3 separate regions of the Homo sapiens genome follow, and regions 2 and 3 are each linked to region 1. The links are chromatin loops, found by intact Hi-C in ENCODE. Cell type or tissue: ovary. All regions are shown on one strand. Region 1 holds the start of TUBGCP5 (tubulin gamma complex component 5). Region 2 overlaps CYFIP1 (cytoplasmic FMR1 interacting protein 1). Region 3 overlaps CYFIP1 (cytoplasmic FMR1 interacting protein 1).

Region 1 (8,000 bases):
ACTGCACCACTGCACTCCAAGCCTGGGTGACAAAGTGACACTCAGTCTTAAAAAAAAAAAAGAAAAAAAGTGTGAAGTTATTGCTACACCACACAGCAATCCCCAACCGTTTTGGCACCAGGGACTGGTTTTGTGGAAGACAATTTTTCCATGGACTGTTGGGTGGGGGTTGGTTTCAAGGATGAAACTGTTCCACCTCAGATCATTAGGCATTAGATTGTCATAAGGAGCATGCAACCTAGATCCCTCAAATGTGCAGTTCACAATGGGGTTTGCTCTCCTATGAGAATCTAATGCCACCGCTGATCTGACAGGAGGTGGAGCTCAGGCAGTCATCCTCACTCACCCCACTGCACCTCCTGCCATGGAGCCCTGTTCCTAGCAGGCACATATTGGTACTCGTCCACCATGTGGGGGTTGGGGACCTCTGCCATAACAAACACATCCAAGATGCCACACAGCAAGAGAAAAGGATAACCAATCCCACCTTGTGTAAGTGGGTGGGGGCTGTGGACACAGAGGGGATAGTGAAGCAGACAAGACTGCACAGCCTTACTGATTCCCTCAACAAACATGCACTGTCCACTGTGCTCTAGGTGTCCGGGAACAAATCAGACACAGAGCCCTATGCCTGTAAAATGTGCCTTTTAAAGGGGGAGACAAGAAAGGAACTATAAAGAATTGAAATACATAGCATGTGTGGAGACAGTGCCTGAGTTTAATATTAAAACGTGAGCTTCCTCAGGCAGGAGAAAGGGAAAGAACTATGTAGGCACAAGATGTGTCACAGCAGAGCTAGGGAATGTGGTCCCACCGTGTTCAGGGAACCCACAGCTGTTTCCATACGCTTGCCATCCTTGGTTTGACCTCTAGGGGGCTACAGACTCAGCAGCTAAGGTCAGCCATGTGGGCTCTGCTTGCTTATGTGACCCACCCCCAATAAAAATGCTGGTCACCAAGGCTCAGCCGAGTGGCCCTGGGGGGAGTGGAGGGTAATACTTTGCACATGTTGTCATATACTGTTACTGAGAGAATTAACTGCATCCCCAGGTGACTCCACTAGGAAGGAACATTTGGACATGCGTGCCTAGCTTCTCCTAGACTTTGCTCTAAGCACCTTTTCCCTTTGGTGATTTTAATCTGTATCCTTTCACTGTAATAAACTATTAACAGTGAGGATAACAGCTTTTTTTTTTTAAGTTCTGTGAATCCTTTGAGCAAATCATTATGCCAAAAGGTGGTCTTGGGGAATCCCCCAAACAATATGAAAGTATACCAGGCATCTAGTAAGCATCTACAGACAGTCACTGCCAAGTGCTGAGAAACCATTTGAAAGTTTTGAGATACCCAAACAATGCTACTATTTGTATCAATCTCTGATCTCTCTTTCCTTAGTAGGACTGAGGTGAAAAAATGATTAAAAACAAGCTCTTTCTTTCATCACAAACTGAGGCATATCTGGTTTGATGGCAATATTTAAGTAAATTTCCAAGAGATCCCGTTAGCCAGTAGATAATACTAAAATAGAATGTTTAAACAGTAACTGAAACAAATTGACGATAATCAGATAGGAAACAGTAAAATACACAGTGGAGATCTCATAATTGAAGGCATACCTTTATTTCCTTTATACTGGGAAGTGGTGCATTTAGAAATTCCTCCGTTAATCTCTTCCAACTAGCAGCTTTGCTTAGATCAGAATGAATGACAAATTTTTCATAAATTCTAAAATATAAGAAAAGATTATAAAGCTATCTTAAAAAGATCTATAAGAAAATACATATATTTCTGGATGCGTATATATACACACTGACTTACCCTTCGATTGTTTTTTCTATTTTGTGGCTGTTGACATCCAAGAAACGATGAAATCTATTAAAGACAAAATGCAATTCTTATGCCAACTCTGTCACACAGGTAAGTGAACTCATCTCATGGCCCTCCATATCCCCCATATGCTCTGTACTCAGCTACACATTTCCAGAATGGAGTGTACCTTGTCCTCCGTTACCTCCACCATCAGGCAGGCAAATAATCACCGTGTCCGAGACTGTGCAAGCATCCTTTCTCCAGCACACAGGTTCTTCCTGACCCTCCCAACCTTGTCCTCTGGCTCCTCTGTCTTCCCATAAGCCCCTGTACCTAAGTCCAGCTGAACACATTCTACATCAGGTGGTCCCAACCTTTTTATGCCATAGTGAGGCCCGGTGAAGCCTAAGGACCCCTTCTCTGAATAACATTTTTAAAGCCAAAAAATAAATACAAAGGAATCCCATTATACTGAGATACAGTTGTCAAATATTTAAAGAAGTTTAAGATATGGCAAGAAATGTTATTTATGAAAGTATTAAATAACAAGATTTAGCAGTAGGTCCAATTAACTACCATTAAAGTAACAGTAAACAACATTTACAAATATCTACAACTCTGATGTGAAAACAGTATGCGATTTCTACTGGTGATAAAGTCATAGGTAGGCTAATACTGCTATGGTTTGCTGCCTTCATTCATAATAGAAGGAGATGCTACTTTTCAGTTAGAGAAAAGTGAGCTTGCTCAGTGCAAGCTCCGCCTCCTGGGTTCGCGCCATTCTCCTGCCTCAGCCTCCCAAGTAGCTGGGACTACAGGCGCCTGCCACCACGCCCGGCTAATTTTTTGTACTTTTAGTAGAGACCGGGTTTCACCGTGTTAGCCAGGATAGTCTCGATCTCCTGACCTCGTGATCCACCCACCTCGGCCTCCTAAAGTGCTGGGATTACAGGCGTGAGCCACCGCGCCCAGTCCACAATTTTCAAGAATGTAAACATGAACTATTCATTTTTCTGATGGTTTAAAGCATCATAAAATTACAGCACAGCCTATGCAACTAATGTATATGTACATAGCATAGCCTATGCAAAAAATGTTTTCCATTTTTTAGTATCAAAGCGAGCAATCTGTACTTAAATAAAATTACACTACTGAAAAACACATGATTCTAGGCCAGTAAATGGGTGAATGGAACACCACTTTACCTATTATAATTTAGTTCCTGAAATCTGTGAATGAAAATAGTAACCTCCAACGTCTCTCCCAGCTCTAAAATGATGACAATCTGCCTACTGTCATTTAGAAATATTAGTAGAAAAATAACTTGGATTTCAGCATTTAAGTTTCTGTATTGTATAACCTATTTCACACATTGTTTATTTTTATAAGTTACACTTAAGAATTCAGTTTATTACTTCAGAAACTTGGCATGGTTTAAAAGAATCTGAAAGCCCCGTATTCCTATTATAAGCCAACTAGACACTTTATGGCTATGATCATTAAGGTAACTAAGATTACGGATTTTGAAAAACTGTTCATTATTCAAGAAGATTTTTACTGAAATTAAACAGGTAGAATATTAACATTAACATTTTTTTAGTAATAATTTCATTATGGGTAATGACTCTAAAAGTATTAATTTACATCTCCCATAAAGAAAAATAGGAGATCTCACTTTACGTAAATATCTAAATTCTGTAAGTCTTTAAAAATTAGTTACAAGAGAAACTGCATTAGAAATTGTATTAGGTGACTCAGCGTGCTACGTGCCAGGAGCTGTGCAGAGATGCAGCATTCTAGCTGGAGTGGAAGTGGAGGAGACAGTAATGACAGGTTAAATCAGTGTCATGACACGCGTTTTGGAAAAAGGAGAGCAGGGTGAGAGATCTTACACTGGGCTGACCAGGGAGCAGGAGTCAGTGAGAATACAATCTCTTTAATTTAAAAAAAAAAAAAATTATAAACATGGAGTTGCTACGTTGCCCAAGCTGGCCTGGAGTCCCGCCTGGGCCTCCCAGAGCGCTGGGGTTGCAGGCGCGCGCGCCGGCCGGCAAGAAACCCAGTTCACGCTTTCCCCGTGACGATCAGGACGCGTCCCGGGTAACACGCCCTGTGGTGCGCAGGGCACCGCGCCGAGAGCGCTGGCCGGCGGGGAGCAGGCGGTGGCAGGGCCTGCGAAGGCTCCCTGAGGCCGCGCCCGCCTCCGCCCCATGCCCTGCCCCAGCGCGCCCCGACCCCGGGCTGTGCGGGACCCACGCGCGGGCTCCGGGCTGTGGCCGGGAACCCGCCCGCGCGCCGTGCCCCACACCTGAAGTTGGACCAGGCGAAGTTTAGGGCGAGCTGGAAGTTGGGGTCTGCCTCGTCCTGGAGGCCGGCGACACCCCGGACGAGCTCCCGCACGTCGCGCTCCTGCTGCGCGTCCAACCGACTCCACGGTGGCCCGTGCCGCGCCATGTTCCGCGCTCCTGCAGCGCGCGTCTAACGAATTGGTGCCTGTCGCGCGAGAGCTCGGGCTCCTGCCGCAGTCGCCTCCGGAGCTGGCGGCATTCTCGCGAGAGTTCGCGCTCCCGCGCCGGGCGACTTCCAAGCCGACCGCTATTCTCGCGACAGTTCGAGCTCCGGCTGTGGAGGGTACTGCCTGGCGCTGTCCCGTGGTGGGGACTGGAGTGCGCATTTTCTGGTTGCCCGACGGTACGTTTTCTACTGTACTCAGAGTTAGCTGGTGTCATCGTGAATCAGATACATAAGGGTCTCTGGCCGGCCTCGGTGACAGTCAGTGATTTTGAGAGCAGCCCGTTAGGTGCCCGGTCAGCAAATGCATTGGGACCCGCCTTTCCAGGAACCCTGAACTGCTTACCTGCTGAACCCTCCCGGCCCTGCAGCTTCTCCCTCCAGTGATGGTCTCTGCGGATTTCCGTGCCCCATCCACACAACACAGTCACGCTACACACATCCATGCTACACAACCAGCATCAGCGAAGCAGCTGTCCCGACCCGCTAGTAGTGCCTGCTGGCCCTTGCCTCGCCTGTTCCTCAGGGGCGGCTTGGGGGACTTCATGACCCCACCTGGCCAGAGGTGCTGAGGGGGGGAACTTCATAAATGTCACCTGGCCAGAGGTGGTGGGGGAGATTTCATAACCCCACCTAGCCAGAGGTGCTGGGGGGACTTCATAACCACACCTAGCCAGAGGTGCCGGGAGGACTTCATAACCACACCTGGACAGAGGTGCTGGGGGGACATCATAACCTCACCTGCTCAGAGGTGCTAGGGGGTATCATAATCCCACCTGGCCAGAGGTGCTGTGGGGCCATCATAACCCAACCTGGCCAGAGGTGCTGGGGGGACATCTTAACCTCACCTGGCCAGAGGTGCTAGGGGGATATCATAATCCCACCTGGCCAGAGATTCTGGGGGGACATCATAACCCCAGCTGGCCGGAGGTGCCGGGGGGCGGGGGGAACTTCATAACCCCACCTGGCCAGAGGTGCTGGGGGGACATCATAACCTCACCTGGCCAGAGGTGCTAGGGGGTATCATAATCCCACCTGGCCAGAGATGCTGGGGGGCCATCATAACCCCACCTGGCCAGAGGTGCTGTGGGGCCATCATAACCCCACCTGGCCGGAGGTGCTGGGGGGCGGGGGGAACTTCGTAACCCCACCTGGCCAGAGGTGCTGGGGGTGACTTCATAAATGTCACCTGGCCAGAGGTGCTGGGGGGGATTTCATAACCCCACCTGACCAGGGGTGCTGGGGGGACATCATAACCTCACCTGGCCAGAGGTGCTGGGGGGTATCATAATCTGACCTGGCCAGAGATGCTGGGGGGACATCATAACCCCACCTGGCCAGAGGTGTTGTGGGGCCATCATAACCCCAGCTGGCCGGAGGTGCTGGGGGGCGGGGGGAACTTCTTAACCCCACCTGGCCAGAGGTGCTGGGGGTGACTTCATAAATGTCACCTGGCCAGAGGTGCTGGGGGGGATTTCATAACCCCACCTGGCCAGAGGTGCTGGGGGGACATCATAACCTCACCTGGCCAGAGGTGCTGGGGGGTATCATAATCCCACCTGGCCAGAGATGCTGGGGGGACATCATAACCCCACTTGGCCAGAGGTGCTGTGGGGCCATCATAACCCCAGCTGGCCGGAGGTGCTGGGGAGCGGGGGGAACTTCATAACCCCACCCGGCCAGAGGTGCTGGGGGTGACTTCATAAATGTCACCTGGCCAGAGGTGCTGGGGGGATTTCATAACCCAACCTGGCCAGAGGTGCTGGGGGGACATCTTAACCTCACCTGGCCAGAGGTGCTAGGGGGATATCATAATCCCACCTGGCCAGAGATGCTGGGGGGACATCATAACCCCACCTGGCCGGAGGTGCTGGGGGGCGGGGGGAACTTCATAACCCCACCTGGCCAGAGGTGCTGGTGGTGACTTCATAAATGTCACCTGGCCAGAGGTGCTGGGGGGGATTTCATAACCACAGCTGGCCATAGGTGCTGGGGGAGATTTCATAACCCCACCTGGCCAGAGGTGCTGGGGGGACTTCATAACCACACCTGGCCAGAGGTGCCAGGAGGACTTCATAACCACACCTGGCCAGAGGTGCTGGGGGGACATCATAACCTCACCTGGCCAGAGGTGCTGTGGGGGGGTATTATAACCCCACCTGGCCAGAGGTGCTGGGGGGTATCATAATCCTACCTCGACAGAGGTGCTGTGGGGCCATCATAACCCCAGCTGGCAGGAGGTCCTGGTGGGCCATCATAACCCCACCTGGCCAGAGGTGCTGGGCGGCGGGGGGAACTTCTTAACCCCACCTGGCCAGAGGTGCTGGGGGTGACTTCAAAATGTCACCTGGCGAGAGGTGCTGGGGGGGATTTCATAACCCCACCTGGCCAGAGGTGCCGGGGGGACTTCATAACCCCACCTGGCCAGAGGTGCCGGGAGGACTTCATAACCACACCTGGCCAGAGGTGCCGGGGGGGCATCATAACCACACCTGGCCAGAGGTGCCGGTGGGACTTCATAACCCCACCTGGCCAGAGGTGCCGGGGGGACTTCATAACCACACCTGGCCAGAGGTACCGGGGGGACATCATAACCACACCTGGCCAGAGGTGCCGGGGGGACATCATAACCTCACCTGGCCAGAGGTGCTGGGGGTGGGTATTATATCCCCACCTGGCCAGAGGTGCTGGGGGGGACGTCATAACCACACTTGGCCAGAGGTGCCGGTGGGACTTCATAACCCCACCTGGCCAGAGGTGCTGGGGGACATCATAACCCCACCTGGCCAGAGGTGCCAGGGGGGACATCATAACCCCACCTGGCCAGAGGTGCTGGGGGACATCATAATCCCACCTGGCCAGAGGTGCTCTGGGGCCATCATAACCCCACTTGGCCGGAGGTGCTGGGGGGCGGGGGGAACTTCATAACCCCACCTGGCCAGAGGTGCTGGGGGTGACTTCATAACTGTCACCTGGCCAGAGGTGCTGGGGGGGATTTCATAACCCCACCTGGCCAGAGGTGCTGCGGGGGACTTCATAACCACACCTGGCCAGAGGTGCCGGGAGGACTTCATAACCCCACCTGGCCAGAGGTGCTGGGGGACATCATAACCTCACCTGGCCAGAGGTGCTGGGGGGTATCATAATCCCACCTGGCCAGAGATGCTGGGGGGACATCATAACCCCACCTGGCCAGAGGTGCTGTGGGGCCATCATAACCCCAGCTGGCCGGAGGTGCTGGGGGCAGGGGGAATTTCATAACCCTACCCGGACAGAGGTGCTAGGGGTGACTTCATAAATGTCACCTGGCCAGAGGTGCTGGAGGGGATTTCATAACCCCACCTGGCCAGAGGTGCTGGGGGGGACTTCATAACCCCACCTGGCCAGAGGTCCTGGGGGACTTCATAACCCCACCTGGCCAGAGGTGCTGGGGGGACATCATAACTTCACCTGGCCAGAGGTGCTGGGGGGTATCATAATCCCACCTGGCCAGAGATGCTGGGGGGACATCATAACCCCACCTGCCAGAGGTGCTGGGGGGCGGGGGGAACTTCATAACCCCACCTGGCCAGAGGTGCTGGGGGTGACTTCATAAATGTCACCTGGCCAGAGGTGCTGGGGGGATTTCATAACCCAACCTGGCCAGAGGTGCTGGGGGGACATCATAACCTCACCTGGCC
Region 2 (8,000 bases), 90 kb before region 1:
GGTTAATTTTTGTATTTTTTTTTTTTTGTAGAGACAGGGTTTCACCATGTTGGCCAGGCTGGTCTCGAACTCCTGACCCTAGGTGATCCGCCCACTTTGGCCTCCCAAAATGCTGGGATTACAGGCGTGGGCCACTGCGCCCAGCCTACAGCATTTTTTTATTACACGACATAAAAGAGGAAGTCAATGCGCAAAAATAGTTGAATTGTGGACATTTACAAAATGGTTTACGTAGCCATTAAGGATTGCTTTCTCTAGCACATTTTCATGGCATGAAAATATTCTTGTCCAGGTGCAGTGGCTCAGGCTGTAATCCCAGTACTTTGGGAGGCTGGGCAGGCGGATTCCTTGAGTCCAGGAATTCAAGACCAACCTGGGCAACATGGTGAGACCTCGCCTCTACAAAAAACACAAAAAAGTAGATGGGCATGGTGGTGTGTGCCTGTAGTCCCAGCTACTCAGGAGGCAGAGGTGGGAGGATTGCTTGAACCCGGGAGGTTGAGGCTGCAGTGAGCCCTAATCACACCACTGCACTCTAGCCTGGGCAACCTGAGTGAGACCATCTCAAAAAAAAAAAAGAAAGAAAGAAAACCTGTTGATGAGACCATTAAAATGCAGAACTAGCTAGGTGTGGTGGCTCATGCCTGTAATCCCAGCACTTTGGGAGGCTAAGGTGGGCAGATCACTTGAGGTCAGGAATTCGAGACCAGCCCGACCAACATGGTGAAACCCTGTCTCTACTAAAAATGCACAAATTAGCTGGGCGTAGTGGTGGGCGCCAGTAGTCCCAGCTACTCGGGAGGCTGAGGCACAAGAACTGCTTGAACCTGGGAGGCGGAGGTTGCAGTGAACCAAGATCGCGCCACTGTACTCCAGCCTGGGTGGCAGAGCAAGACTCTGTCTCAAAAAAAAAGCAGAACTATAATAACAATGCAATTCATTTATAAATCTAAATCTCATATGGGCACATACCTGGTGTGTGTGGGTGCAGATCTGGAGAGGGAATGAGCATTAACAGGGCAGGTGCACCCTTGAAACGCTGACAAAGGTTTTCTCTGGGCCAGAGACATTGAATTTTCAGAACCAGCATGTATTGTTTTTACACTAAGAAAAGCAAAGACTGTCTTAAAAATATAAGGCATTTCATTCATTTTCTTCTCTTTTTCCTCACTGCATAGTCTATTGGGATAATACCAAAAAGTATACATCTGTCCTTCAAACACGCCCTTCTCTGCAGAGAGAAACAAAGACACACCGCAACATTACCATGCTAGAGTGGACGGTGGCTTGTTCAATGTATCTTGCGATGCCAGTAACAAATGCATTTCTGTCTTCAAAGTTAGTGTTGAAATTTGGCTGAAGGAAAGGAAGAGAAAAACATCATGTGGGGTCGGAGCACAGGCTGTACGCCCTGCAGCTGCTGGGCACCCACCTGGTAGAGCAGCGAGGATGGCGGGGGCTCGATGCAGGGCTGCTGGTCGGGCAGGGGCAGCTCCTCCAGGAGGTCCACGTTGGACAGCGCGTCCTCCAGAGTCACCTGGGCCGCCATCCTGGGCTGGAACAACACATAAGGACCCCTGTTCTGTGAGGAGAAGGAGGGGACACCCAACAAGCTTCGAGGTTGGGTACCCAGGCCTCTAACCCCTTCCCGCTCTCCCGAGGGCACCGGACATGGCTGACAGGGGCATGATCAGTCCTTGGGAGTTGCGTGTCTCTCTCAGGGCACGTGGGCCAGCAGGCTGGGAGGCCCTGTGCAGCTTATCCTTCCACACTCGCTGAGAACAGGCTCTCCTGGCCTCCAGGAGGGTCACAGTATGGGGCACATGGTTCCTGCCATCCTTCCCACCATGGGGGCCGCCGTCCTGAGTTGCTGGTGCTGAGGACTCTCTCGAGGGTCTGACGACCCCCTCAAAGTGCTGGAGGGGCAGCACCTCTCCAATGCCACATCTGCCCAGCAGAGCCTCCCTAAATGCAGCCACCTCCCAGGTGGTGCCTCCAAACACACTAGGGCCTGACATGGAAAAGACGAGCGCCCTGCCGCCCAACACCAGCTGTCTAGCTGCACAGACAGGCTGAGATTGCAAGGAGTATGGGGCTGCCGCAGGGGACAGAAAGTGCCACACCGCAGCTGGAGCAGAGGTGCAGAAATGAAGGCAGACATCGTCTAAACACACCTTCAGAGCCAGCTCCAGGGAGAGGGGGCAATCTGCCTTCTGCTGAATCTGCTCCAGTCTCAAGGGTACTCAGGAGGAGCTCTGCCCTGGGATGGGACCAGGGGCAGCTGAGCCACATTCTATGAAGGAAAGAGCAGCAGGTGGCCTGGAGGAGACACTGAACAGAAGGAGCCCCAAATCCCTCCTCCAGCACTGGCGCAGGCATGGAGGTGCACAGTGGAACGGGTAGTCAGTCCCACTGCACTGGCTGAGGGTGGAGAAGGGAAGCTCTCCAGGGACCCAGGAAGCCCCAGTGGCAGTGTGGAGAGGAAGCAGCTCAGAAGAGCCAGCCGACAAAATTGCTCATGAGCTTCAAGCCCATCCTCAAGCTGCAGGGGTGTGGATCTGATCCTCTTCACACCCCAAACCCTGAGACCACAGCCAGACAGCCACCAGCGGCACACAGGGGGCAGGTCCAAGTGGCAGTGCAGGAGGCTGTGAAGCCAGAATTGACATGGAGCTGCCACCCACTGAAGGCAAGTCAGAACCACAGCCCAAGTCTCCTCAGGGTGTTTGCTTTCTAAAATAAAAATATCAACATCCTCCTAGGATTTTAACAAGACCCAGATCTCATATCATAACATCCAACCATCCACTTACAGCCCAGATTACTCAGCACACAAAGAACGAGGAACGTATGGGCTCCTACAGGAAAAGAGAATCAACAGATGCCAAAATAACACAGGTGCTGCAATTATCCACCCGACTTTAAAGCAACTACTGTGCTATGAAATGCTCTAACGATTGTAACACTCCCAAACTGAATGAAAAAATGGAAATCAGCAAAAGGCAAACAAAACAAGATATAAAGAAGAACCAAATGGAAATTTCAAAACTAAAAGACACACTACTGAAATGTAAAAAAAAAAAAAAACCTCAGGAAAGATTCAGTGAACTTGAAGATAGAGCAATGTTAAGTTTTCTAATCTGAATACCAGAGAGAAAAAAAGATTGAAAAAATTTTGGGGATCTTCAGGACAAGAGAGAAGGTCTAACATCTGTGCCATGAGAGTGCAAAAGGAAAAGGGGAAACCAAGCAGTGATGAAAAACAGCTGAAAAAAATGACAGAAAACACCCTAAATTTGGAGAAAGTCTTTTGTCTACAGATTCAAGAAGCTCTATGGATCCCAAACAAGACAAACAAGAAATCCACACCCAGACACATCACGGTCAAACTGCTGAACACTAAAGATAAAGGAAAACAGATCTTGAAAACAGCAGGAGAAATGACGCTCAGCAGAGCACAGAGCAACAGTGGGAGGGCCGCGGATTCCCCCCGGGGACCAGGCAGGCCGGAGGGCGGGCACAATGTGCCTAAGCCTAAAGCGGGGACCAGGCGGGCCGGAAGGCGGGCACAATGCGCCTAAGCCTAAAGCGGGGAGGTGCCAACTTGGGATCCTCCCTCAAGATGGGAACGTGTCTTCCAGGAAGGAAGGTGAAGCCAGGACGTGGGCAGAGGAGGAAAACAAAGAGCATGCTGGCCAGCGGTACAGGCTGACAGGAAGGGAGGTGGAAGGAGGCATGGGCTACGAACCACAAAGCAGAGGCAGTAGGCAGGCTAAGCGGCGAGGGCGCAGGACACACAACGACCCCACAGCTCTTCCAAAGTGCTTGGCGGTTAAAAGCAAAAATCAAAGTACTGTCTAATGGGCCTTTCAGTGTACATAAATGTAAATTACACAAATACATAACAAGTAAATTATAAAATATTTCTAGGTATATAATTGTATAAATCATATAAACAAGACAACTGTAATCTAAAAGGGGGAGGGGAAACCTGGATGGGGTAAGATTTCTATGTCCCACTAGAAGTAGTAAAAAGCAGACTTTTCAGATCCTCAGCAGAATATGAAATGTTAATAAGCATGGACTTCGAAATCCTTAGAGCAACCACCGAAGAAAGCTGTACAGCCAGGCGCTGCAGTCCCAGCTACTTGGGAGGCTGAGAAGGGAGGATCACTTGAGTCCAGGAGTTCAAGGCCTGTCTGGGCAACACAGTGAAATCCTGCCTCTTTTAAAAAAAGAAAAATTAACATACTTTTTAAAAAAGCTATCCAAAGCAAAATAGATAACATATAATTTAGAATAAATTAAAACAGAATACTATGTTTTTAAAAACCTAAAAGGAAATAGAGCAATGATAAAGATAGTGATCTAACAGAAGTCAGATAATAAAATGGTAGACCTGAATCGAAACACATTGATAATTACACTATCATAATAATCTAAAAACACCAATTAGAAGAGGTTGTCAGAACAGATAAATAAAATCCTAACCCAACCATATGCCATCTACAAGAAACTTACTTCAAATATACTGATACAGGTAGGTAAGTCGAAAGCAAAAGGGGAAAAAGGTGAACCAGGCAAGCGCTGGCCAAAAGGAAGCTGGGGTGGCTTTGTCAGCACCAGACCCAGCCAGCCTCCGAGCAAGGAACTCATCAGAGAGAGAGAAGGAAGGGGTCAGCTCCCCAAGGAGCCAGAACAACCCTCAATGTGAATGCACCCGGCCAAAAAGCTTCCTTCACGTTACACTAGGCAAAAGCTGACAGAGCTGGAAGAAGAAATGCCATAGCCACCCCCGAATCTCAGTTTCACTTTCCACGATTTCAATGACCAGAGGTCAACTGCACTCCAAAAATATTAAACGGAAAACTCCATTCACAAACACTCCGTAAGTTTTAAACTGTGCGCTGTTCTGAGTAGGATGATAAACTCTCAGACCGTCCTGCTCCTCCCACCCAGGACACAAACCATCCCCTTGTCCAGCGTGTCCAAGCTGTATGTGCGACCCGCCTGTGAGCCACACAGTAGCCGGCTGGGTCGCCAGCATGGGACTGCAGCGGTATGGCCAGGCTGGTCAAGGTCAGCAGCGGCCTAAGGCTGCATTGCAATGCCTGCGCCGCCCATCTCACCGCCATCTCACGGCGGGCACCAAAGGGCAAGAGAGAGAGAGAGAGACCACGTTCACATAACTTTTATGACAGTATATTGTTACAACTGTTCTATTATTATTGTAATCTCTTACCGTGCCTAATTTACCAATTAAAGTTCGTCACTGGTATGCAAGTACGGAAAAACATAGACTACGCAGGGTTCAGTACAGTCTCCAGGCTCAGGCATCCACGCGGGGTGTTGGGCCGGTTCCACAGATACATGGAAACAATTGCAGGCCAATCCCCAATGGCGGCTGGAGACGCCACCCATTTTCTCAGGAACTGACTGGAAATGAGGGAGAACAGAGGCACCGGCCGCACCGCCAGCCACCTGGACCTCCCCGACACGTAAGGGAACGCCCCCGACCGCAGCCGGTCACTGCTGCATGTTCCTCACTAGAAATCTACATGTAGCAGAAACTCTCGTCCACTTCCCTCCACATCACAGCTTCCTGTTCCACACACCTCAGAAAGGAGCAGTGCAGGGCAGCCCCGGCCGGGTGGGTGCAGGGTCCAGCCCCAGCGCTGCCTGCAGAGCCAGCATGGGGGGCCTGCCCTTGGTGTCCACGCAGGCACCTCAGGGTGATGCCGCTCGGAGGGGCCAGGCTGCCTGAGGACGTGCTTCGGCCCCATAGGGGCTGCCCGTGTCCTGCGACTCCAGCCCAGAGTCCCGCAGTCTGCCCTTTCTGCGGCCTGAACCCAGATAGTGCCAGGAGAGGCCTGGGGGCGTGTCCAGTCATGCCCGGGCCCCACGCGGGTCAACAAGAAGACAGGTCGGACCGAGCACCCTGGGAAGCCACAGATCCCACATGGCAACAGCCCCTGACCCCGCGCAGCACCCACAGGGACTCGCCTTCCTCCCCGGCCTCTGCCCAGGAGAGGCCAAGATGACCCCATGGTGGAGGAAGGTGGGGAGGGGCGCCACAGACAGGCTCGGGGGAGAACTGCTCGTGCGTCAGCTGTGATCCACAGCAGGGACCACTGATGTCGAACCCACGGAAAAACGCCAGATGCGCAGCTTGTTGAACCCACGGAAAAACACCAGATAACGCAGCTTGTTGAACCCATGGAAAAACGCCAGATGCGCAGCTTGTTCCAAGCCAGTGCTTGCAGACTTCTTTCTTTGTATAAAAATAACAGTATTTATGTGGTCAGTGGAATGTTAGCCTTAAAAGAAAGGAAATTCTGACAAGTTACAACATGGTTGAACCTTAACGACCTTAGGCTAAGTGAAATACGCCAGTCACAAAAGAAAAAACGCCGCATGATTCCACTCATATAAATTACCTAAAGTGGTCAAACTCAGAGACAGAAAGGAGAACAGTGGTGACAGGGGCTGCGTGCTGGGCTGGGGAGTTGGTGTTTAGTGGATACAGAGTTTCGGCTTGGAAAGATGAAACGCTCTAGCTGGACAGTGGTGGTGGTTGCAGAATAAGGTGAAATGTACTTAACGCCACTGAGCTGTACACTTAAAATGGTGAAGATGGGGGAGGACGCGGTGGCTCCAGCCTATAATCCTGGCACTTCAGGAGGCCGAGGCGGGCGAATCACGAGGTCAGGAGTTCGAGACCAGCCTGGACAATATGGTGAAACGCCATCTCTACTAAAAATACAAAAAATTAGCTGGGCATAGTGACAGGTGCCTGTAATCCCAGCTACTCAGGAGGCTGAGGCAGGAGAATCACTTGAACCCAGGAGGCGGAGGTTGCAGTGAGCTGAGATCGCACCACTGCACTCCAACCCCAGCGACAGAGTGAGGTGAGACTCCATCTCAAAAAAAAAAAAAAAAGGTAAACATGGGGGTAAAGTTTATGTTATGCATGCATATTTTACTACAATCAAAAATAGCAATGTTTGATGCTGATTAATCAGAAAACATGGAAAAGGAAAAAGAAAACCTATCATCAATCATCCCACTGTCCCTTACAAAAACAAGATACTGTCATACAAACTGCTTTGTAAGCTCTTTCTTTCTCCCAGCTTCCACAAAATTTCTCAAGTCATCAGAGCACCGTGCGGAGTGCTGGCCAGGGCCCTGCTGTGGCAAACTGCTGTTCTCTCCTATTCTTCACATTTTCATATTTCAGGTTTTTCATGATCATAGGCAGCCCTCCCACATCCGCCTTGGTGTGTGATGCCAAGCAGCTGTCACCGCACGCACACGGCCTGGGCCCGGCCCGCTTCCAAGGGCTCTCCGTCCGTGCATCTTCCATAGATGCGAATCTGCACAGCTTCTGCCTCACCCTGTTAGGCGGACTTGGAGTAATCAGCTCTAAATCCAAGTCTCCAAGGTCTCAGCCCTGGCAGCGTGGGTGCAGGGTCTGGCCTGGGTGCCACCTACAGAGCCAGCGTGGGGGCCCTGGCGGTGTCCACTCCACACAGGCACATCAGAGCTCATGTCTCATCCCATCTTGTTCTCTGACTCCTCACAGTTCCACCTCCCAAAGCTCTTTCAAGTGCATTTACTTTGCTCCGTCTCTAACTGCCACCAGCGGACCCTGCACCCCACTGCTAGAGAACAAAGGCAATGCGTGACTCCAGCCGCCTGCACCCTGGGATTTTTTCCGGCCCTCCTTTTGTCCTCCCATGAATGCCACGTCCCACAGGGATTTTCCCCCAGCACCAGCATCCAGCACAGCCTCTAGTCTCCTTCTGTGTCTAAGAAGCCCCCATTCCCAGGCAGCAGCACCAGGTCTGGCCTGGTCACTGCAAAGCCAGTGTCCACTGCCCTTGGAATGGAGCCTCAGTTGTATCTGACCAGCCTTTATAAGTGGCTGCCACAGTGCAAATATCCAACAGCATAATTAAAGTCACGTATTTGGAACGGCATACAAACTGTTCTGCCGGTGC
Region 3 (8,000 bases), 75 kb before region 1:
ATATAAATCTTTTCCACCATTACAGCAACACCTGCACATCCAGAACATGTGAAGGAAACACCACTGGCCCATGCATGAACCGCAGCCTGCTTCAGGGCGGCCCGCCCTCCTCCTGCTTAGGCATGAGACAAGCCTGACAATACCACATCTGGGCGGAAAAGCCTGGAGTGTGTTTGCAGATGACTTTCCTAGCAGCACATCCCAGGAGGTTTCTTAGGTCACACAATGTCTCTAAAGCTGCAGGTGGCTTTGGGCCAGGTGCCCTCCTACGGGGGCCCACGAACAAGGTGGAGCCGGACAGTAGCATGGCGCTTCCCAACAGAATCCAGGGGTCACTTCTGTTTTTATAATTTAATCTGAATGTTCTTTTAATTTGTATTTCATTTATTTATTTATTTATTTATTTATATTTTATTTATTTTTAAGATGGAGTCTCACTGTCACCCAGGCTGGAGTGCAAGTGGCATGATCTCGACTCACTGCAACCTCCGCCTCCTGTCTTCAAGTGATTCTCCTGCCTCAGCCTCCCGAGAAGCTGGGATTACAGGGGCTCGCCACCATGCCGGGCTAATGTTTGTATTTTTAGTAGAGACGGGGTTTCACCATGTTGGCCAGGCTGGTCTCGAACTCCTGACCTCAAGTGATCCGCCGGCTTTGGCCTTCCAAAGCGCTGAGATTGCAGGCATGAGCCACTGTGCCTGGCCTTAATTTTCATTTCTTGTATTATCACTGAGATGAAACATATTTCTATGCATTAACCAGTTTGTTTTTCTTCTTTTTTGAGACAGGGTCTCACTGTCAACCAGGCTGAAGTGCAGTGGTGTGATAACAGCTTACTGCAGCCTCAACTTCTCAGGCTCAAGTGATCCTCCCACCTCAGCCCCCCAGGTAGCTGGGACTACAGGTGTGCACCACCACGTCTGGCTAATTTTTTTGATTTTTTGTAGAGACAGAGTCTTGCCTTGTTGCACAGGCTGGTCTTGAACTCCTAAGCTCAAGAGATCCTCCAGCCTCAGCCTCCCAAAGATGCTGAAATTACAGGAACGAGCCACTTCCCCCTGCCTGTTTTTCTTCATTTGTAACTTGCCAGCTTGGGTTGTTTGCCTGTTTGTTTTTTTAAAATCCTTGGAATCTTGGTATTTTCCTCAGCAACTGACAGATGGACTTACTATACTAACAACGTTAAAGATATTAAAGCTTTGTGAGAATTGCTACAAAACTTTTTCCAGGTCAAGCTACTTTCTTTTTCATTTCACTTACTATTTTCTTTGAAACTAAGTTTTAACTTTTTATCATATTAGCTTTTCCCTTTGGAATTTCCTGTTTCACTTCTAAATTTACCAAGGAGGAAGAAGTCTGCCAGCCCAGGCCCAGGGAAGGAAGCAGTTTCTAATCATAGCCCCAGTTTCTGCAAATTGCTGTGGCCACTATGGGAAGCCAAACAGCTGCTCAGGTGAGAAACAGTGTCAAGGCAGCACTACTATAGGTAATCTCAGATAATTCATTTAAAAGTAATCTTGAGATCAATAAAAATTTCAGCAAACTGATTGGTAGTAGGATTTTTAAAACTGGGACTCAGATACATAATAATTCTTGGACTCTGACCTGCTCTCACCATAATTAGTAATGTTTAATGATGTCAAAGACGTGCGAACTCACTGCCCACACCGAAAGGCAGAGTCCTGCTTGTGATCCACAGTGAGCCCCTGCTCTGCACCCCCAGGCATCGATCCCCTGCTTTCTTCTGCATAAACTGTATCTCATCTATATTCTTCTTTTTTTTCTTTTTTTTTTTCTTGAGACGGAGTTTTGCTCTTGTTGCCCACGCTGGAATACAATGGTACAATCTCAGCTCACCACCACCTCCGCCTCCCTGGTTCAAGCTATTCTCGTGCCTAAGCCTCCCGAGTAGCTGGGATTACAGGTGTGCGCCACCATGCCCGGCTAAATTTTGTTATTTTTTTTTAGTAGAGACAGGATTTCTCCATGTTGGTCAAGCTGGTCTCGAACTCCCGACCTCAGGTGATCCACCAGCCTCGGCCTCCCAAAGTGCTGAGATTACAGACGTGAGCCACCACGCCCGGCCATAGCTCATCTATATTCTTAAAAAGCACCTTTCAGTTGAGTTGTTATAAAAGGGATATCATCTATATATAGTCACCTGACCTATTCATACTGTGCCCACTGCTATTACGAGACGCATGCACGCTGCCAGGCGGTGCTCCTGAAGCACCATGTTGACGTGTGCGTGCTATTCCACCCAACCAACAAACCAGGCTACATGTCCTGTCTCCTGCTGCTCAGAACCAATGCCATTTGCAGACACTTGGCTGTCATGACCTCTGAGGAACATTCTTACACATGAATACCTGGGCAACACATGCTCCAGCACAGGGCTCGGCAAGCATTTTCTAAACAGGGCCAGTAGTGGACAAGTGTCCTGTGGCACACAAGAGAACATCCTCATTCTTAGGAAATAGACACTGATGTGTCTAGAGGTAAAGGGCCTCAAGTGGAGAGAGAAGTGTTTGAATTGTGTTCTTTGTCCTATTTTTATTTTTGCAATGTTTTGTATAAGTTTGAAGTTATTTAAAATGAGTAAGAAAGGCCAGACGCGGTGGCTCACACCTGTAATCTCAGCACTTTGGGAGGCAGAGGCGGGCGATCACCTGAGGTCAGCCTGACCAATATGGAGAAACCCCGTCCCTACTAAAAATACAGAATTAGATGGGCGTGGTGGCAGATGCCTGTAGTCCCAGCTACTCAAGAGGCTGAGGCAGGAGAATCGCTTCAATCCAGGAGGTGGAGGTTGCAGTGAGCCAAGACTGTGCCATTGCACTCCAGCCTGGGCAACAAGAGCAAAACTCTGTTTCAAAAATAACATAACATAACATAACATAACATAACATAACATAACATAACATAACATAACATAACATAAGAAAGAATGAAATATCCCCCTGAAAACTTTTTGTGAACATAAGGGAAAGGAATGGGAAATGTCTCAAACAGACTTGCCCCGACTCTTCAAGCGGAAGTGTGTTTTGGTCGCCCCTCACTCCTATGGCCCCGGGCAGGCTGGACGCTGGCACGTATCGCAGGCTGAACCCATCTCACCAGCCAGAGCACGGCCACAACATGCCCGCGTCTGCCTAGAGGAAGGTTTTGCCCAGAGTCACGCACTCCTGGGCAGAAAGCTTTTAACCCCCAGTTGTGAGAGATGCCTGGACACCATGCCTTCATGAGGACGGCTTGTAGAAAGGACCTTCCAGGCCCAGTCAGCCCCGGGAATAAACATCAGTGTTATAATCAGAATGCTTCAGATCATTGCAAAAGAGCTGGGTTTTGTTTTTTGTGGATGGGCCAAACTAATTTATTATGAGACAGAAACTATGGATTCACATGTTTTTATATAAATTAAGGTATTGTTGACAAATAAAAATTGTATATATTTACTGCATACAATCAGAGGTTTACATATATGTGTACCTTGTGGAATGGTTAAATCGAGCTATTACGCATATGTATCACTTCACATACTTTTTTTTTTTTTTTCCCTTTCTGGAGCAAGAGCAGCTACTTTCCCAGCCAGATGATGAGCTTAAAATATGTGAACCCTACCCCACCCCCATGCAGAGTGAGTCCACTCCTCCTCACCACACACACACACACACACACACACACACACACACACACAACTGGCGGCCCCACCAGCAGACTCCGCAACCTCATCACTCACACACACACACACACACACACACACACACACACACACACACACACACACACACCCGGCAGCCCTGCCAGCAGACTCCGCAGCCTGGAAGGCAGGAAGCAGCCTCCAGCCCCAGCAAGAAGGCAGGTCTTGGCCTTTGGCTGACCTCGGCCACGGTGCCCCAGGCCAGCAGGGCAGTTTCCCCTGCCCGGCAGCTCCCCGGGGAGTCGGGAACCAAGTGCAGCCGGCGAAGATGCCACGGGCACCTGAGACACAGGGCTCCATGTTCCCTCTGGGAAAAAGGGACCCCACCCTGTCCTCAATCACCTTCAACACCAGCACATCTCAGCCGCTTGCACTTCGTGAAGCCTTGGGCTGTCTGAGCTCATTCAACCCCTTCTTTAGAGACGGCGAAATTGAGGGCCAGAGAAAGTGATTTGTCCAAATTCACAGAGCCGAGAAACGGCAGGAGATGGATGCCAACCCCAGCCCCGTCTGCCTGCCCAGATGGGTTATTTGCAGCGACCCTCATTCTACTCTCTGCTTCTATGAGCTCAAATTTTCTAGATTCCACATAGAAATCAGGTCATGCAGTATCTGTCTTTCTGGGCCTGGCTTATTTTACTAAGCGTAATGTCTTCCAGGTTTATCCTTGTCACAAATGACAGGATTTCCTTCTTTTTAAAGGCTGAATAGTATTCCATTGTGTGTGTGTGTGTGTGTGTGTGTGTGTGTGTGTACACATATATTAATAAACATATCAACATACAGGTAACCAAAAAGTGCTAGATTTTACGTAAAAATACTCTAAACTTAAAATTACTTAAAAACATCCTAAATTACTGTCTGGGTGTGGTGGCTCACGCCTATAGTCCCAACACTTTGAGAGGCCAAGGCAGGCGGATCACCTGAGGTCAGGAGTTCGAGACCAGCCCAGCCAACGTGGTGAAACCTCGTCTCTACTAAAAATACAAAAATTAGCCAGGTGTGGTGGCGTACGCCTGTAATCCCAGCTACTTGGGAGGCTGAGGCAGGAGAATTGCTTGAACCTGGAAGGCAGAGGTTGTGGTGAGCTGAGATGGTGTCACTGTACCATTTCTATGTTTACGTAAACTTGGATACACAAATACTCTTAACCACAGTGTTCACTGCAGTAACACACTGCACAGGCGTGTGGCCTGGGAGCAACAGGCTCTAGCGTGGAGCCTAGGCGTGCAGCAGGCAGTACCATCTGGGTGTGTGTAAGTGCCCTTTATGATGCCCACACAATGACAAAAGTGCCTAACAATGCATTTCTCAGAACATATCCCTGTTGGTAAGTGATGCATGACTGTGATTCCTTGGAATGACAGAAGCAAATACTAGAGCACCTGTATTTTTATCTAACAGGGATAACGAATTAGGCTTCCCTAGTAGCGGACACACCAGGCCCCAGCCCCTTCCCGCTGCCCTGGTGTCCCCAGAGCAGCAGGAGTCCATGGCTCTGAGAGTTCAGGGGCGCCCCATCAACAAGGGCTTGGCCCAGGGGATCAAAGGCGATAATGAAGAGCCCACGTTTTAACAAAACAAACTGTTATGGGCTGAACTGTGTGCTCTCAAAATTCGTGTGTTGAAGCCTTAACCCCCAGGACCTCAGAATGCTTCCGTTCTTTACAGAGATAATTAAGTTAAAATGAATCCATCAGGGTGGGCCCTCATCCAATAGGACTGGGTCCTTATAAGACAAGGAGATTAGGTCGGGTGCAGTGGATCACACCTGTAATCCCAACACTTTGGGAGGCCGAGGCGGGTGGATCACCTGAGGTCAGGAGTTCGAGACCAGCCTGACCAACATGGAGAAACCCCGTCTCTACTAAAAAAAAAAATACAAAATTAGCCAGGCGTGGTGGCGTGGGCCTGTAATCCCAGCTACACACTGAAATCCCAGCTACTCAGAAGGCTGAGGCAGGAGAATCGCTCGAACCCGGGAGGCAGAGGTTGCGGTGGGCCCAGATCACGCCACTGCACTCCAGCCTGGGCAACAAAAGCAAAACTCCGTCTCAAAAAAAAAAAAAAAAGACAAGATTAGGACACAGATGCACACAGAGAGAAGACCACGCAAGGACGCAGGGAGAGGACGGCCATCTGCAAGCCAAGGAGACAGGCCACAGAGGGAACCAACCTGCCCACACTGTGATCTTGGATGTCCAGCCTCCAGAACTGTGAGCAAATACTATGTCTGTGGTGAGGCCACCCAGTCGCTGGTACTGTGTTTTGGCAGCCTTAGCAGATAAATACACAAAAGCTTAGGAGGGGTTTGTTCCTGCCGGGGATGAAGAAGGACCTGAGTTGTGGCCAACAACAGGCTGCAGAAAGGCAATGCCATCCTGAAGATTTCTCAACTAAGAGTCTGCACCCATGACAGCCCACCGAGACCCTCGCTCCAAGTTTGTGGAGAAAGGGAACCCGCTTGGCAGCATGTGGAAAGACCCCACGATGAGCAGCAGACACAGCAACGCTGCCTCCTACATCTCGACAGCATCTGTGTAAGACTCGCTAGCATCTGGTGCACACACTGTATGAGACAGCAACAGCCAGAACAGACAGCTTTACGTTGATGAACACACAGACGGTGGCGCATGTTCAGAGATGCCGAGGGGACGCCGCAGTTCCCAAAATCACCTCTGCCTTTTTTTTTTTCTGCAGGGGAGCCAATAAAAAAAGCTGATAAAAGATGAAAAGAGAATACTTAATAAGTAAGCATAATTTATTTAAACTTTTCCAAGCAACCTGAGGTACCTGAATACCTGAAGCACTGGCTCTAGCATCGGTTGGGACACGGGACAAGGAGGCAGTGCTCTCCTATCGCCCCTTCCCAGGAGCTGCTGGCAGCAACAGGTTATGGACTACAATGGGCAGGTCACCCACCACCTGTTTATAAATCTTGGAGAGTCTTCCTCAAAAGTGACAATGGCCTGGACGGGGCCCGACTAAGCCCTGCTGGCTGAGGGGCTCAGGACAGGTGACTTCAGAGCACGCTCCCAGATCTCACTAAATGAAATCACAAAGTTCCTGAAGCACAGAGTTCCAATCGCACTTTCCACCATGTAGTCTTGGCTAAGTCTACAGGAGTGCGGCCGACATATGTGAAGAGGAAGAACTCGGGGCACCTGAACCTTTCCTGCTCACAGTGTGTGGGAAGACATGTGCCGGCCTGTGTCTTCACACACACTTCCAGGGCCCGGCCCCACCACAGCCCGCAGCTACAACATAGCACCCCACCACAGCCCGCAGCTACAACACAGCACATCTGCCCTCCACCTGGGCCTGGGATAGAATCAGGGCAACCAAGAGCTCCAGAGGCTTCTCAGGTGCCCATCACAGGTCACAGTCAATTCCATGTGACCAGTGAGGTCAGCCTGAAATGTGTGACTGAAATACAAGAAGGCCGGGCATGGTGGCTCCTGTAATCCCAGCACTTTGGGAGGTTGAGGTGGGAGGATCACTTGAGCCCAGGAGTTCATGACCAGCCTGGGCTACACAGTGAGACCCCATCTCAAAAAGAAAAGAAGTCAGCACTCTGGGAGGCTGACACAGGCAGATCACTTGAGGTCAGGAGTTTGAGAACAGCCTGACCAATATGGTGAAACCCCGTCTCTACTAAAAACACAAAAATTAGCCAGGCGTGGTGGCACACGCCTGTAATCCCAGCTACTCAAGAGGCTGAGGCAGGAGAATCGCTTGAACCAGGGAGGTGGAGGTTGCAGTGAGCCAAGATAGCGCCACTGCACTCCAGCTTGGGCGACACAGCGAGACTCCATCTCAAAAAATAAATAAATAAATAAAAATAAAACGCAAATTATTTAAATACAAAATAAAAATCAATCCCTGTGATGGTTGCTTTTATGTGTCAACTTGGCCAGGCCATGGTACCCAGTTTTTGGTCCAACTCCAATCTAAACATTGCTATGAAAGTACTTTTTAGATGAGATTAACATCTATACCAGTAGACTCTGAATGAAACAAATTACCCTCCATAATTTGGGTGGGCCTCATCCAACCAGTGCAGGCCTTGAAAGAAAAAAGACTGACCTCTCCTAAGAAAGAGGGAATCTTGCCTTCAGGCTGCCTTCAACATCAGCTTTTCCCCGGGTCTTTAGCCTATGGGCCTGCCTTGCAAACGCTGGACTTGCCAGCCTCTACAATTGTGAGTCAGATCCTTAAAATAAATCTCTCTAGACGCACATCCACACGTATCCTGCTGCTTCTGTTTCTCTGGAGAACCCTGACTAATACATCACCTCTA

The links. Peaks named below come from ENCODE experiments on the same cell type or tissue, not always from the same donor. Only the 100,000 strongest peaks of a DNase experiment are listed, where the experiment ranks them.
Region 2: it touches region 1 in a loop (2.4-fold over the local background); 7 of 110 quality-filtered maps call a loop at or near these places.
Region 3: a loop joins it to region 1, with 3 times the contacts of the local background. A loop is called at or near these places in 11 of 110 quality-filtered maps.

The regions. Positions count from the first base shown.
Region 1 is chr15:23,035,281-23,043,280 of GRCh38, forward strand. TUBGCP5 (tubulin gamma complex component 5) reads right to left here and starts at 4,289. Exons shown (of 23, transcript NM_052903.6): 1 at 4,118-4,289; 2 at 1,819-1,872; 3 at 1,617-1,725. The coding sequence starts at 4,263. In ovary, a CTCF peak has its summit at 4,457; DNase peaks (open chromatin) are centred at 3,889 and 4,361; H3K4me3 peaks cover 1,455 bases; H3K27ac peaks cover 383 bases.
Region 2 is chr15:22,945,737-22,953,736 of GRCh38, forward strand. CYFIP1 (cytoplasmic FMR1 interacting protein 1) reads right to left here. Exons shown (of 31, transcript NM_014608.6): 2 at 1,433-1,555; 3 at 1,267-1,356. The coding sequence starts at 1,549. Among named protein-coding and RNA genes, the nearest start is that of CYFIP1, 31 kb to the right of the region's middle. RefSeq lists an enhancer at 1,392-2,076. In ovary, no CTCF peak of the experiment used is centred here; a DNase peak (open chromatin) is centred at 3,698; H3K4me3 peaks cover 659 bases; H3K27ac peaks cover 2,820 bases.
Region 3 is chr15:22,960,618-22,968,617 of GRCh38, forward strand. The region is part of intron 1 of CYFIP1 (cytoplasmic FMR1 interacting protein 1); the gene reads right to left. Among named protein-coding and RNA genes, the nearest start is that of CYFIP1, 16 kb to the right of the region's middle. RefSeq lists a silencer at 6,403-6,569 and an enhancer at 6,421-6,920. In ovary, no CTCF peak of the experiment used is centred here; a DNase peak (open chromatin) is centred at 3,744; H3K27ac peaks cover 1,264 bases.